2 separate regions of the Homo sapiens genome follow, and region 1 is linked to region 2. A link is an interaction called in ENCODE POLR2A ChIA-PET data of the cell type or tissue named here. Cell type or tissue: CD4-positive, alpha-beta T cell. All regions are shown on one strand.

What was found. Peaks named below come from ENCODE experiments on the same cell type or tissue, not always from the same donor. Only the 100,000 strongest peaks of a DNase experiment are listed, where the experiment ranks them.
Region 1: POLR2A ChIA-PET joins it to region 2 with 10 read pairs; 14 of 35 experiments call an interaction of 5 or more read pairs at or near these places.

What each region holds. Positions count from the first base shown.
Region 1 is chr1:28,964,081-28,972,080 of GRCh38, reverse strand. The region is part of intron 1 of EPB41 (erythrocyte membrane protein band 4.1); the gene reads right to left. Among named protein-coding and RNA genes, the nearest start is that of EPB41, 54 kb to the right of the region's middle. RefSeq lists enhancers at 5,528-6,057, 6,058-6,588. In CD4-positive, alpha-beta T cell, no CTCF peak of the experiment used is centred here; no DNase peak of the experiment used is centred here.
Region 2 is chr1:28,911,341-28,919,340 of GRCh38, reverse strand. EPB41 (erythrocyte membrane protein band 4.1) reads right to left here and starts at 4,772. Exons shown (of 21, transcript NM_001376013.1): 1 at 4,573-4,772. RefSeq lists an enhancer at 3,968-4,127 and a silencer at 4,348-5,007. In CD4-positive, alpha-beta T cell, no CTCF peak of the experiment used is centred here; DNase peaks (open chromatin) are centred at 3,760, 4,170 and 4,900; H3K4me3 peaks cover 4,586 bases; H3K27ac peaks cover 2,171 bases.

The DNA of each region.
Region 1 (8,000 bases), 53 kb before region 2:
GCATGGTAGCGTGCACCTGTAGTCCCAGCTACGGGGGCAGGGTAGGGGTGGGTATGGGGTGGTGAGCCTGAGGTGGGAGGATCAGCTGAGCGCGGAGGTCGAGACTGTAGTGAGCTGTGATCGCTGCACTCCAGACTGGGTGACAGAATGAGACCCTGTCTCAAAAGAAAAAAAAGTGTCAAAGTGTATTATTTTAGCCATTCTAGATGGAAATCTTTATGAAATGGATTATATGCTTCCTTGTTTCATTTTTTAAATCTATAGACCATAATTGAGTCGTTATTGATTTAGTCATCATTATGAACCTGAATTACTACGCAGTGCTAATGTCCTCATAGGCTACTGAAGTCTATAGTGATGATTAGCTCTTTCAGAAAGATATCTGAATACTGTGCTTTTTTATTTTTTGTATCTGCCTTTATTAGGTTTCCTATTTGCTCATTTGAAGAGTTAACTCACATTTCTTGCTGATGTCAAAGTGGCCTGCCAACAAGCATCTTCCAATGTCTCTTCTTCTAATCTGTTATTGGCTAATCTACATTGATTCAGAAACCAGATAGCCAAGTGTGTTAAAATTTTGTTTAAAGAGTAAATGCAACCGGGCGCGGTGGCTCATGCCTGTAATCCCAGCACTTTGAGAAGCCGAAGCCAGGTGGATCACTTGAGGTCAGGAGTTCAAGATGAGCCTGGTCAACATGGTGAAACCCAGTCTCTACTAAAAATACAAAAATTAGCCAGGCATGGTGGCAGGCGCTTGTAATCCCAGCTACTTGGGAGGCTGAGGCAGAAGAATCACTTGAACCTGGGAGGCAGAGGTTGCAGTGAGCCAAGATCGCGCCACTGCACTCCAGCCTGGGCGACAGAGGGACACTGTCCCAAAAAAAAAAAAAAAAAAAAAAAGAAAGAAAGAAAGAAAAAAAAAAGATTAAATGCGGCCGGGTGTGGTGGCTCATGCCTGTAATTCCAGCACTTTGGGAGGCCAAGGCAGGCAGATCACATGAGGTCAAGAGTTCAAGACCAACCTGGCCAACATGGTGAAACCCTCTCTCTACTGAAAATACAAAAATTAGCTGGGCGTAGTGGCACGCGCCTGTAATCCCAGCTACTCAGGAGGCTGAGACAGGAGAATCGTCTGAACCTGGGAGGTGGAGGCTGCAGTGAGCCGAGATCGCACCTTTGCACTCAGCCTGGGCGACAGAGCAAGACTCCATCTCCAAAAAAAGAGAGTAAATGCTAAGGAAGAGTAAGACTAATGCTTCACATTACTGGACAACTTCAATGCATGGATTTTATGAAATCACTTCTAGCTCTTCAAGTACCACATAAGCCTAAAGTTTCCATTATATTGTGTCTAGTTGAGGCTATAAGGTAAGTGACCTTCAGATCAATCACACCATGACTATTCTCTTTCTTTCCAAGTTGAGATTAAAAGTCTTTAATGCCATTATTTATATAAGGTGTTGTATCCATATAAACTCTCCCGGAAAACATAAAACAATGGAATAATTTAGCCTGAAAATGTAACTGAAAGGAAGGAGAACCACACATAAAATGCTTACTAGCCTTAAAAATTTCAAGGTAAATATAAACAAAGCCTGAAGATTTCTAGCTACAAAGGGGTTTTAGTTAAGAGTATGGAACTTTCCTTACTCTCTTATTTTTAGTTTCTTAGAGCCAACTCAATCTAACAATATTTACTTTAAAATTTTGAAACTCAAATACCATAAGACTATTTTAGTAAATTTCACTTTAACCAGAAAACTACAGTAAATTAACTATCAAATATCATCTAGTAAGAATACAAGTGGGAATCACAAACATGAACTGGATCATGGATTGTTTTAGCAGATACTCTGGAAATTGGAATAGATGCAGCAGTTGTCTCTTACCATTGTTAAGTATGAAAAATATACTACAGGCCACCAGAAAATATAATACTGGCACAGAGACAAGATTTAGTACCAGTTTGAATATTTCAAATAATCCGCTATTTGCTGAAAGTATTCAATAAAATTATTGACTAAGCTTGATGACAGTTTTCTCTCCCAGAAAAGCCTCTACTATGGGACTGAATTCTGAGCAGTAAACAATAATTTTTTGGTGATGTGAACATATCAGAAACTTTAGCAGAGAATAATAATTTCACACAGTTTTGTTTTTTGTTTGTTTGTTTGTTTTTTGAGACAGAGTCTCGCTCTGTCGCCCAGGCTGGAGTACAGCGGCACGATCTTGGCTCACTGCAAGCTCTGCCTCCCAGGTTCACGCCATTCTCCTGCCTCAGCCTCCCGAGTAGCTGGGACTACAGGTGCCCACCGCCACGCCCGGCTAATTTTTTGTATTTTTTTAGTAGAGACGGAGTTTCACCGTGTTAGCCAGGATGGTCTCAATCTTGTGACCTCGTGATCCGCCCGCCTCAGCCTACCAAAGTGCTGGGATTACAGGCTTGAGCCACTGCGACCGGCCAATTTTTTGTATTTTTAGTACAGACGGGGTTTCACCGTGTTAGCCAGGATGGTCACGATCTCCTGACCTCGTGATCCACCCGCCTCGGCCTCCTAAAGTGCTGGGATTACAGGCGTGAGCCACTGCGCCCGGCTAATTTCACACAGTTTTTATGCTGAGAAAAGAGGTCACAGTCAAACACGTAAGCTTACTACAAATAAATTCTAAAAACATTTAAAGAAAAGTAAGACATGGGCTGGGCGTGGTGGCTCATGCCTGTAATCCCAACGCTTTGGGAGGCCAAGGCAGGTGGATCACTTGAGGTCAGGAGTTCGAGACTAGCCTGGTCAACATGGTGAGACCCTGTCTCTATTAAAAATACAAAAATTAACCAGGCATGGTGGTGGGTGCCTGTAATCCCAGCTACTGGAGAGACTGAGGCACAAGAATCACTTGAACCGAGGAGGTGGAGGTTGCAGTGAGCTGAGACTGTGCCACTGCACCGCAGCTTGGGTGACAGGGCAAGACTCTGTCTTAAAAAAAAAAAAAAAAAAGTACGGCATGATTGCATGTCCAAAGATTCTATAAGAATATAGAACTTGTTAGGATAAGGCAATTCTAGAAAGCGAAGTTCATTTAGTTTGTGTTTTTTTTTTGGGGGGTGGGGGGTTTTGGAGGCAGAGTATCACTTTATCCCCCAGGCTGGAGTCCAGTGGTGCGATCTCAGCTCACTGTAACTTCTGCCTCCCAGGTTCAAGTGATTGTCACGTCTCAGCCTCCTAAGTAGCTGGCATTACAGGTGCGCACCACCATGCACAGCTAAATTTTGTATTTTTAGTAGAGACGGGGGTCTCACCATGTTGGCCAGGCTGGTCTCGAACTTCTGGCGTCAGGTGATCCACCCGTCTCGGCCTCCCAAAGCGCTGGGATTATAGGTGTGAGCCACTGCGCCCGGCCTCATTTAGTTTTATAATTGCAGTTTTTGCCATTGAAAGTAACGGCAAAAACTGCAATTACTTTTGCATCAACCTAATACATTTCACAGTTTTATATTAAGTGTCAGGTTCTTTTCTAAGCCCTGGGAATATGGCAGTGGAATATTCTCTATACAATCATAAATTTTTAGAAAAACATGAGGAAATATGGCAGTGGAATTTTCTCTATACAATCATAAATTTTTAGAAAAACATGAGGAAATGATTAAAGACAGTCATGAAGAGTGGGGATATTATAAGGACATATGTACAAAAACAGAGTTTTGTTTGTTTGTTTGTTTGTTTGTTTTGAGATGGAGTCTTGCTCTATCGCTAGGCTGGAGTGCAGTGGTGTGATCTCGGCTCACTGCAACCTCCACCTCCCGGGTTCAAGAGATTCTCCTGCCTCAGCCTCCCGAGTAGCTGGGACTAAAGGAGTGCCACCACACCCAGGTAATTTTTGCATTTTTAGTAGAGACAGGGTTTCACCATGTTGGCCAGGATGGTGTCGATCTCTTGACCTCGTGATCTGTCCACCTCAGCCTCCCAAAGTGCTGGGATTACAGGCGTGAGCCACCGTGCCTGGCCAAAAACGAAGTTTTAAAAACAGCCTTGCAAAGGAATATCTACAAAAATAATGGCCAATAGTCTGGCCAACATGGTAAAAACCTGTCTCTACTAAAAATACAAAAATTTGCCAGGCGTGGCGGTGCATGCCTGTAATCCCAGCTATTCAGGAGGTTGAGGAATGAAAATCACTTGAACCGGGGAGGCAGAGGTTGCAGTGAGCTGAGATCACACCACTGCACTCCAGCCTGGGCGACAGAGGAAGACTCAAAAAAAAAAAAAAAAAAGACAAGGCCCATTAAAGAATGGAGCTTAAAAGAAAAAAAAGGCTGGGTTCAGTGGCTCACACCTGTAATCCCATCTACTTAGAAGGCTGAGGTGGGAGGATCATTTAAGCCCAGGAGGTGGAGGTTGCAGTCAGCTGTGATCATGCCACTGCACTCCAGCCTCGGAAACAGAGTAAAACCTTGTCTCAAGAAATGAAAATTAAAAATTAAAAAATAGAAAACTGCTGAAAATGAAGGGGGAGAAAGAAAGGAAGGTCGAATTCATACTACAGCTTGAGAGAAAAACAGAATAGTGTTAACATGGGTCAGAAGCAAAATTACCAAAGGTTAAATATCCCCAGATCCTTAAACTGTTCCTCACATTAAATAGTTTACCAGTTCCTCATCATTCTAGACATCCTCTCCCAAACAGATTCCAAAGTATCAGTAACTTTCTTTTAAATGAGGTACCTGGAACCAAACACATTTTCCTGAAGAACTGAAATCATAAAAGGGCCGAGCGTGGTGGCTCACGCCTGTAATCCCAGCACTTTGGGAGGCCAAGGCGGGTGGATCACGAGGTCAGGAAATCGAGACCATCCTGGTTAACATGGTGAAACCCCGTCTCTACTAAAAATACAAAAACTTAGCCGGGTGTGGTGGCGGGCACCTGTAGTCCCAGCTACTCAGGAGGCTGAGGCAGGAGAATCGCTTGAACCCTGGAGGCAGAGCTTGCAGTGAGTAGAGATCATGCCACTGCACTCCAGCCTGGGCGACAGAGTGAGACTCCGTCTCAAAAAAAAAAAAAAAAAAAAAAAGGTTCTCATATGAATCTATCTTTATAACCTGCTTCTGAACTGAAAACTGAAGTTAGTTATCAGTAAAGGAGGTAGCATGATCCTACTAAAAGTACAGTTAGATCATCCACTGACCAGAAACCCTCCAAAGACATTTCCTGCCATTCAGAATAAAGGGCAAAGTCCTTGCAATTGCCTGTCCTGTTCCAGCCACCTGGGTCTCCTCGTTGTTTATTAAACATGGTAAGCATGCTATTTGCCAGGACCTTAGGATTTGTGGTTTCTTCTGCCTGGAAGACTACCTACCTCCCAGATGCCACGAGGCCTGCTTCCTTTGGGTTTTTACTCAAATACCACCTCCAGTGAGGCTTTCCTTGGTCACCCTACCTAAAATTGGAGGCCCAGCTGCACTTCATTCTCCTGCTTTATTTTTCTCTGTAGCACTTAACTACTCTTTAATGACATACTATATGGTTTTTACTTGATTTGGTTTATTGTTTGTCTACCCCCACTAGAATGTAAACTCCATTGGAGCAAAGGATTGTGCTTGTTTTGTTCATTGTTTCATCCCTGTTGCCCAGAATGTTGCACCAAAAAATATGAGTTGAACAAATAAATGAACAAAAGAAAGACTGATTTTGATAAGTCCAAAGGCCAGAAACTACTTTCCTCATAATAAAAGATGTGAACGAGTCATCTGGTGAAGGGTAAAGAAATCAACAGAATCTAGATATACCCAAGAAGGAATACAAAATGCTTACTTACATATCCAAGGTACTAAGATACTTCAGATGTAGATATGCTAACTGTAACTTAATTACAAAATAATTTTTTCTTTTTTTTTTTTTGAGACGGAGTTTCACTCTTGTTGCCCAGGCTGGAATGCAAAGGCGCGATCTCAGCTCATCTCAGCAACCTCCGGCTCCCAAGTTCAAGTGATTCTCCTGCCTCAGCCTCCCAAGTAGCTGGAATTACAGGCTCCCGCCACCATGCCTGGCTAATTTTTGTATTTTTAGTAGAGATGAGGTTTCGTCATGTTGGCCAGGCTGGTTTCTAACTCCTGACCTCAGGTGATCCACCCGTCTCAGCCTCCCACAGTGCTGGGGTTACAGGCATGAGCCACCACGCCCGGCTTACAAAATAATAATTTGCTAAATTATTGTGTGCCAGCCAAAAGGAATTAATAGTCATCCCATGTGGCAGTACAAAACTTTGAAAACGCTAAAGTTTATTCCAAGTATTTTCCTTTCTAGTGTAGTCTCTAACAAAGGTAACACTGAAAGGAGATCAGAGTGAAGTGCATCACTACAAATGGTAATGAGTTTGAAATCCCTAAGGGCATTCAGTTCTGGGTCAGCTCCCAGGAATCTGAGTCCAGAGAGAGGCAGTCCTACCCATTCCCACCTAACCTCCAGGTCATTCTTCATTTATATGTGCTCTGAAAAAAAAATGAGGTTGTGTGTGTTTCAATGGTGTTGAAAAGATCATGAGCCAAACAAGAGACTCAAAAACCCTGTTACCTCATTCTGTGTCTATACCTGATTCATTCATCTTCTTTCTCTTTGATACAGTCTCCAGACTTACACCTTATTCTCTTAAGTAATAATACCCTATACTAAACCCCAACAGGAAATCAGTTTCAAAAAAGTTCTAAAAAAAAAATTATAAAATGCTTTCCTGGGTTACTAGGTTCTATGAAAACATTAAAGCAATAAAATAAAATTCTCATTGGAGGCCTATGAGAATTACAAGATCAAAAAAAGGTTTTTTCCCCATAATTAAACAACTAAATATTTTTCTTTTTTCTCCTTTGAGGAAGATGATAATTAAAGTTTTACCAAAACTACAAGCAATATTTAAAAACCTATTCACTAATTCAAAAAACCCCATGCAATAATTAAATAATTACTGAATTCATCATAAATGTTCACTGAACATATAATATTTTAGGCACCAAGATAAGAGCCAAGGTTGCAAAAAAATAAGATGTGGCTTCTACCCTCAAAGAGTACACAGTCTATTTTAAAAATCAGGCAAAAGCAAGCAATTATATAGTAATATATGCAGAGAATAAGCAGAGCAGAGTCAGAGAAAAGGCCTTTGATATACAATCTGAGCTAAGCTTTAAAGGATAAGTAGGACTAAGTTAGGTGACGAAAGGAGGAGAGGGCATGATCAACTGGATAAGCATCTAGAAAAAGCATGTGCACCCGAATGGCAAGCAGCACAAAGTTCACTATAGCTGGAGTATAAAATATAGGATGACAGAAAACAATGGAGGTTGAGACTGGGTTGAGACCAGGCAAGGGTAGATTAGGGAAAGCCTGCTTTTGCAATGGTCAAGAATTTATACCTTATTCTCTGTAAAACAGGAAGCCATTAGAAAATTTTATTTATTTATTTATTTTATTTATTTATTTATTTATTTGAGACAGAGTCTCACTCTCACTCTGTTGCCCAGGCTGGAGTGCAGTGGCACGATCTTGGCTCACTGCAACCTCCGCCTCCTGGGTTCAAGTGATTCTCCTGCCTCAGCCTCCCAAGTAGCTGGAACTACAAGCGTGCACCACCACACCCAGCTAATTTTTTTTTTTTAGACAGAGTCTCACTCTATTGACAGGCTGGAGTGCAGTGGCATGATCTCAGCTCACTGCAACCTCCGCCTCCCAGGCTCAAGCAATTCTCCTGCCTCAGCCTCCTGAGTAGCTGGGACTACAGGCGCACCACCACATCCAGCTAATTTTTGTATTTTTAGTAGAGACGGGATTTCACCATGTTGGACAGGCCACAGTGGTCTCAAATTCCTGACCTAAAGTGATCGCCCGCCTCAACCTCCCAAAGTGCTGGGATTACAGGCATAAGCCACCCCACCAAGCCTGCCATTAGACGATGTTAAATATGGAAGTACCATAGTAAAATATGTGTTAATGTGTGTGTGAGAGAGAACGGATACA
Region 2 (8,000 bases):
GCGGGTAGGGGATATTAAAGTCTCTTCAAGCTACTCCTTGAATTATACTGGCTGCTGTTCTCCAAAGTTCAAAGAGCTAGCCAATTTATTTTCAAATATTTTAAGTGGATACAATTCAATTTAAATAAAAAATCAGCAAAATAAGTATAAACAGACTTTCATCATAATCGGATTTTCCCAAAACCAATATTTGAAGCAAAGTGTCAGTAAGGTGGGTAGTTCTAAATGAGATCAGCACTCAATATAAAATATCAAAGTTCTCCTTTCTAACACCTCCAAGTTCTGAATACTCCTCACTGCTACAGCATTCTTCTTTATCTTTCTATGTATTCATTAAATAGCAGCAGAGTAAATCAAAATACTAATCTAACCCAGTGTGCACTCCAGAGTAAGTTATATTGCATTTGACTAAACACACCATGAACCCACTCTTAAAAAGGACGCACAGTAAAAGCCACCAGTGACATACCAAGAAACTTAAATGAACAACAAAAAATAACATACATTTGGCATCTGCCTCTCCTCTCCTCTAACTAAATGCTATGATAAATGCAATCAAGCAATTACTTTTTCTTTTTTCTCTTTGAGACAGAATTTCACTCTGTTGCCCAGGCTGGAATGCAGTGGTCTCAAACTCAAAGGCTCAAGTGATCCGTGGGCCTCGGCCTCCCAAAGTGCTGGGATTACAAGCATAAACCACTGCACCTAGCTAGCAATTACTTTTCAATAATTTTGGATCCTTCACATACATAAGGCCCATAACTGATTAATTCAGAGGCCATCTTTGGGGGCTTTATTTAGAGGAAAAAAACAAAGTTATTCATAAGAAAAGTTATTGGAATTATTGTTGTTTAGCTCACAAAATAAAGTGATTCCATGTTCAAGTAATTAAAGAAAAAATTCAAATATAGAGGTAGCAATGAATCCACATCTGAATATGCATTTAACCAAACACAAACTTGATGAAACTCAGAAAAATACAGGCCATTGGCTGGGTGTGGTGGTTCATGCCTGTAATCCCAGCACTTTGGGAGGCGGACGTGGGCAGATCACGAGGTCAAGAGATTGGAGACCATCCTGGCCAACATGGTGAAACCTCGTCTCTACTAAAAATACAAAAATTTAGCTGGGTGTGGTGGTGTGTGCCTGTAGTCCCAGCTACTCAGGAGGCTGAGACAGAAAAGACAAGAAAAACAAAAATACACTGGCAACACTTATGCTGTCCTGCCTCTTAGATAACAAGGAAACAGACTGTGGTCTACATCTATGCTCCTCTTGATTTCAGAACCAAACTCAGCCTCTCATGGCCACTGATATTCTAAAGTTATGAAATCAGATTAGCAATATGAAACTGGATTACTACATTAAAAAAAAGTAAGCAAACTCTATCATTCACACCAACAATTACACACCAGGCATGGTGGCTCATGTCTGTAATACAGACTAAGCTGGGCACAGTGACTCATGTCTGTAATCCCAGCACTTTTGGAAGCAGAGGTGAGACGATCATTTGAGCTCAGGAGTTTGAGACCAGCAGTTTGAGACCAGCCTGGGAAACAATAGCAGGACCCCGTGTTTTAAAAACGAAAAAAAAAAGCTGGGCATGGTGGTGCACGTCTGTAGTCCCAGCTGCTCAGGAGGCTCAGGTGGGAGAATCACTTGAACCCAGGAGTTCAAGGCGGCAGTGAGCCAGGATCATGCCACTGCCCTCCAGCTTGGGCAACAAGGTAAGATCCCTGTCTCTAAAAACATATGTATACAGGGCCAGGCACGGTGGCTCATGCCTGTAATCCCAGCACTTTGGAAGGCCGAGGCGGGTGGATCACGAGGTCAAGAAATCGAGACCATACTGACCAACATGGTGAAACCCCAACTCTACTAAAAATACAAAAGTTAGGTGGGCATGATGGCAAGCGCCTGTAATCCCAGCTACTTGGGAGCCTGAGCCAGGAGAATTGCTTAAATCCAGGAGGTGGAGGTTGCAGTGAGCTGAGATCATGCCACTGCACTCCAGCCTGTGTGACAGAGTAAGACTCCATCTCAAAATAAATAAATAAATACACACACACACATACACACACACACACACACAGAGAGAGAGATGGCAAAGCAAGGGTTATTACAGAGTAGTTCTATTTGGTTGCACAATACAAAAAATAAGGAGAATAAAGGTGGAAAGGTAGATTGTAGCCATATTGCATAAGAACTTACAAGACATTTGGTATAAAACACTTAATAAATGTTGGGAGAGGCCGGGTGAGGTGGCTCACATCTGTAATCCCAGCACTTTGGGAGGCCCAGGGAGGAGGATCTCTTGAGTCCAGGAATTCAAGACCACCCTAGGCAACATAGTGAGACTGTCTCTACAAAAAATAAAAAGACATTAGCCAAGCATGGGGGCACACGCCTATAGTCCCAGCTACTAGGGAGGCTGAGGCAGGAGGATCACTTGAGCCCAGGAGTTTAAGGCTGCAGTGAGCCGTGATCATGCCACTGCACTCCAGCCTGGGTGACAGAATGAGACCCTGTTTAAAAAAAAAAAAAATTGTTGGGAGAATTTTGGTAAAACCTACAGATTAAAAACATTTATTTCTAAGCCTGAATTCAAACATACAAGGAAAAATGTATAGTTTTGTTGGTAGAAGACAGAGGAATCAGAAGGTTGGCATTCTGAACTTATGTTCAACAATGAGTTCACCTTTTTTTGAGACAGTTTTGCTCTGTTGCCCAGGTTGAAGTGCAGTGGTGCAATCTCGGCTCACTGCAACCTCCGCCTCCTAGGTTCAAGCGATTCTCCTGCCTCCACCTACTGAGTAGGTGGGATTACAGGCACATGCCACCACACCCAGCTACTTTTTTGCATTTTTAGTACAGATGGGGTTTCACCATGCTGGCCAGGCTAGTCTCGAACTCCTGACCTCAAGTGATCCACCCGCCTTGGCCTCCCAAAGTGCTGGGATTACAGGCGTGAGCCACCGTGCCCGACATAGTTCACTTTTAATAGTGCCAAAGATATACTGTACTTGTTTCCCCAGGTGTATGAATAATATCTATATTTACCTTAATTATAAGCTTCTTATAGAAAGCACACTGAATTAACTACTTTGATTCTAAGGCAATCTGGTGTTCAGTTATTACATCTATTTTTGAATCTGCCATTTATTGAGTGCTTACTGTACGCCAGATAGCATGTACGCTACATGGATTATATTAATAACACCCCAAACCAAAAATTTTACAACTGGCGAAGAACTGATTACACTTTCAATTTACAGAAAAGGAAAATGAAGAGTACATCAAGTTTCCATAAAAAGTAGGGGTTAGTGCTACATTAACAAAACTGGGACGGGAAGAAACATATACGGGCTATATATCCTGCTTTTGATTAAAGGGATCAAACCAACTAAAATTTTTGCCAGGACTGAGAATACAGAAAACAACAATGAGCAACAGCATTGACTACAGTACATCCTCAAGAGAGTATAAATCCACTATAATAATATCCAAGACACAAGACACAACCATTTCTTGCAATTTTCCCTAAAAACAGAAGGGAAGAAAATAGCAGCTGTGAAATCACCCAGACTACAAAAAAAAAAAAAAAAAAAAGCATCTGAAAAAAAAAAAGGAAAAAGAAAAAACTATCTCCTAATGAACAACTACATGCCAAAAAACAAGTCTCCACAGACTAGTCATTTATGGCAGGGTACAGGGTACAGTTAAAGAAACAACAGGATGACAGTCGCTATCATGTGGCCAGAAACCAGTCCATCAGCAATCTGTTTCACGTGAGATCACTTTTTCTCAAGAGAATGCCTGTTCTTGGGGAGCATGACCTGTTTTGGCAAAACCTCCCCAGGAATAATGGCCTGCTGGTCAATCTCGGAGGGCGAGCCCAGACCCGGCCTCTCCACAGGTACAGCAGCCCAGCGAGCACGGAGGAAGATTTCCAAGCCGACAGATGCGCGAACTGAAAAAGGAGGTCACGACGCTGAGAGAATAGATTTAACCCTCTGCTCGCTGGGAACCCAGAAGACTAAGGGGGAACATGTTTTTCAATGATGCAGGCGTCGGTGGCGGGAAGGCCTGCGAAGTCTTGCCAGGGCTCCCTGCAGTCCTCAGATTCCGCCTGACTTCTGCAGACAGCCCAGCTCCCTCGCCAGGAAGAAATCGCTCCGCGGCTGCACGCAACACCTTCACCGTCTGAAACCTGCGATTCTCCGCATTTGGTTTCCTCCCGAGGCTCCTGCACACCGCACCGTGATTGACGCACCCGAGGGGACCGTCAAAAATACATCTCAAGCCTAACTTTCCAACACTCCCGCGACGCAACCCCTTCCCCTTTCCTCAGCGGCTCTGGCCCGCCCCTCGCTCCTCGGGCCGCGTCCCGGCTGGCGACTCGGCGTGCACACGAGGCTCCTCCGCGGGAGAGCCCGCGCCCCGGCCCGGGGCCTGTCGGGGGTTGCAGACAAAGAGGCTGCAGCGCCGCCGCGGCCGCCAGGACCGTCCCCACGGGGACAGCTCCACGCCCACCGCCCCGGCTCCCGCGCCGCCGCCGCCGCCTCGCCTCACCGGTGGCTCCGGGGCCGGGCTCCTGCGCCCGCCACTGCTGCAGCCCGACGAACAATGGCAGGAGGAGGCGCCGGCGTCCGAGGCTCGGGCCCTCTGCGGCTCGCGGGCCCGCCGGCTGCTGCTGGCTGACTGACTAAACGCACCAGCGGAGGGAGGGAGCGAGCGAGCGACCCTGGCGCGCGCCCTCCCGCCTTCCCTCTGCGAGGCGAGGCCAGCCCGGCCCGCAGCCCGCCCGCCGGCCCGCGCCCCTCCCCCTCAGTTCGCCACAACATTGTAGTAAATTTCTATTGGGCCGCGCCGGAGGGAAGGAGGGGGCCGGGCCCGCGGCCCGTCCGCCCATTGGCTGAGGCCAACTTCTAGCTCCCCTTGTTTCCCCCCTCCCCTAGGCCGGTAAGGAGAGGAGAGGGGAACGAAAAAGAGAGAGGAAAAGGCAAGGGGCTGGCCGCGTGTGCGCACGCGCAAGTCGAACCCGGTCTGGAGCCGGGGTGTTCCGGGATCCCGCAGCACCCACGTGGGGCATGAGGCAGCTAGAGCCCTGGACGGTGAGGCCCTTTCCTCCTTCCAAGTAAGAGGCCGAGATTTGGAAGCCTCAGGGAAGTAACTCGCGTAGAGGTTGTAGCCAGGCTACCCCAACTGACTCCCCCTAAACGCTTAGTGACCTCGGGTAAGTCACTCAGCTTCTCTGTACCTCAGTTTCCCCATCCACTAGTTTGACTGTCTCTAGGCGCCCTTCCAACCCTGACATTCGATGAGACTTTACCTCTCGTGCCAGCTGTGTAAGGCCTGAAATGGAAGCTAAGTGTTGAGACCACGCCAAGATTGAACCTGTCTTCTGCATTTAAGGATCTCCTAATTCCCCCCTGGCAATCTCAACATTATAAAGACCTAGCTTCCGAGGTCTGGTCTCCAGATGAACTGAGGGTTGCTCTGACAATTGCTTAGTGTGTCTTTATTTCCTTCCAGAAGTGTCAGAGACCCCTTGACCCTTCCTACTCCCTGCTAGGCTGGTCTGTGAACAGGCTTCGGACCCACAGTGCAGAAAGAAGGCTTTTGTTTTAAGCATGATACCTAGAAGGTAAGATAGGATCTGGTGTTCTATTTTAGAGATGAGGAAACTGAAGCAGAGAGACTTAAAACTGACAGGATAAGAAGCCAGGCCATCTGACAGCAGAGTCTGTAGATGCCAGCTAGACATTCCTGATATCTAATCACAGCCCCTTCACGATCCCAGCACAGCCTCTGGAAACAGATTGCCTGGGTTCAATTCTTAGTCTCCAGCCTTTTCTAATGGTTTGATTTTCATTTTTCTTTTATTTATTTATTTATTTATTTGAGACGGAGTCTCGCTCTGTCACCAGGCTGGAGTGCGGTGCCGGAATCTCGGCTCACTGCAACCTCTGCCTCCCGGGTTCAAGCGATTCTCCTGCCTCAGCCTCCCGAGTAGCTGGGACTACAGGCGTGTACCACCACGCCCAGCTAATTTTTGTATTTTTAGTAGAGACGGGGTTTCACCGTGTTAGTCTCGATCTCCTGACCTCGTGATCCGCCCTTCTCGGCCTCCCAAAGTGCTGGGATTACAGGCTTGAGCCACCGCGCCCGGCTGTGCCTCATTTTTCAACACCATAAAAGGGGATAATATGTCCAAGTAGCTGGGACTCCCACCTATAGTGGGAGGCTGAGGTGGGAGGATTGCTCAAGCACAGGAGTTCAAGGCCACAGTGAGCTAGGATCATGCCATTCCACTCCAGCTTGGGCAACAGAGCAAGACTCCATCCCTAAAAACAAAAACGAGGGTTGGGGGAGGGAGAAGGATAATAATAGTTCCCACCTCACAGAGTTACTGTAAGAATTAGGCCAGGCATGGTGGCTCATGCCTGTAATCCCAGAACTTTGGGAGGCTGAGGCAGGCGGATCACCTGAGGTCAGGAGTTCGAGACCAGCCTGGCCAAATGGTGAAACCCCATCTCTACTAAAAATACAAAACTTAGCTGGGCCTGGTGGCAGGCACCTGTAATCTCAGTTATTCTCGGAGGTTGAGGCAGGAGAATCACTTGAACCCAGGAGGTGGAGGTTGCAGAGAGCCGAGATCATGCCATTGAACTCCAGGTTGGGTGACAAGAGCAAGACTCCATCTCAAAAAAAAGAAAAAGGAAAACAGAATTAAATGAGTTAAAATATGTAAAGGACTTAGAGCAGTGCCTAGCTCATAGTAAGATCTATGTGTGTTAATTATTATTACTATTCAGAGACTAAAATGTGGACTGAGAGGTGTGGAACTGGCAAATATAATAATATATTTGTTAAGCATGCAATTGTTGTTAGCACTGAGCTGAGCACGTTATGTAAATTGTCCATTTGAAACATCATAAAACCCCTTGAAAACCACCTGACTATACCATCTAAAACACCCTCCACTCAAACACCCTTATCCTGCTTTAATTTGCTTCATAGCACTTACCCTACTTGACTTTCTACTATATATTTATTATTTATTGTGCCTCTCAAATAAATTGCTGTAATCTAGACCCACTAGACTGCAAGCTCAGGAAGGCAGGGACTGTATCTGTATTCATCTCCCAGAACAGTATACGCTCAATAAATATTTGTTGAATGAGTTAATGAACATCCTCATTTTACATATAAGGAAACTGAGTCTTAGTGAGGTCAGGTGACTTGGCCAGGGTCATTCTGTGTATGAGGGGTGAAGCACCTGTTTTTTTTTGAGAAGGGGTTTCGCTCTTTTTGCCCAGGCTGGAGTGCAATGGCACGATCTCGCCTCACCTCACTGCAACCTCTGCCTCCCAGGTTCAAGCGATTCTCCTGCCTCAGCCTCGTGAGTAGCTGGGATTACAGGCATGTGCACCACGCCTGGCTAATTTTGTATTGTTAATAGAGATGGGGTTTCTCCATGTTGGTCAGGCTGGTCTCGAACCCCCAGCCTCAGGTGATCCACCCACCTCAGCATCCCAAAGTGCTGGGATTACAGGCATGAGCCACCATGCCTGGCCACACCTGTTCTTAAATACTCTGGTCTCCTGCCTCAAGTCCTCAGGTTCAGCTGTGCTTTTTATTCAGAGTTCTAGTCCTACCACCTCTGTGCCTCAGGCTTCCTTCACCAATCAGACAGGAAAATCTGGTACCTTGAAGGATGAGTATAGAAGACCAATTACCAGTGGTTTACCATCTCCACCACCACCAAGTTATCCAGCAAATTCAGATTCATGAAAGCCCAGTATTCTCTATGCCATGAAGTGCTAGCCAATGGCACATCTAATTGGATGCAAAGAATATGTAGCATTTAATAATCCTTACTCTGCAAATAAGTAGAGGTCTCAGGCTAACAGCAAAAGGCTAGACACAAGGCAGGTATGAACTACTCTGAAATTCAGAGTGCCATGCAATAACACACCATAATCCATTGACTCAGG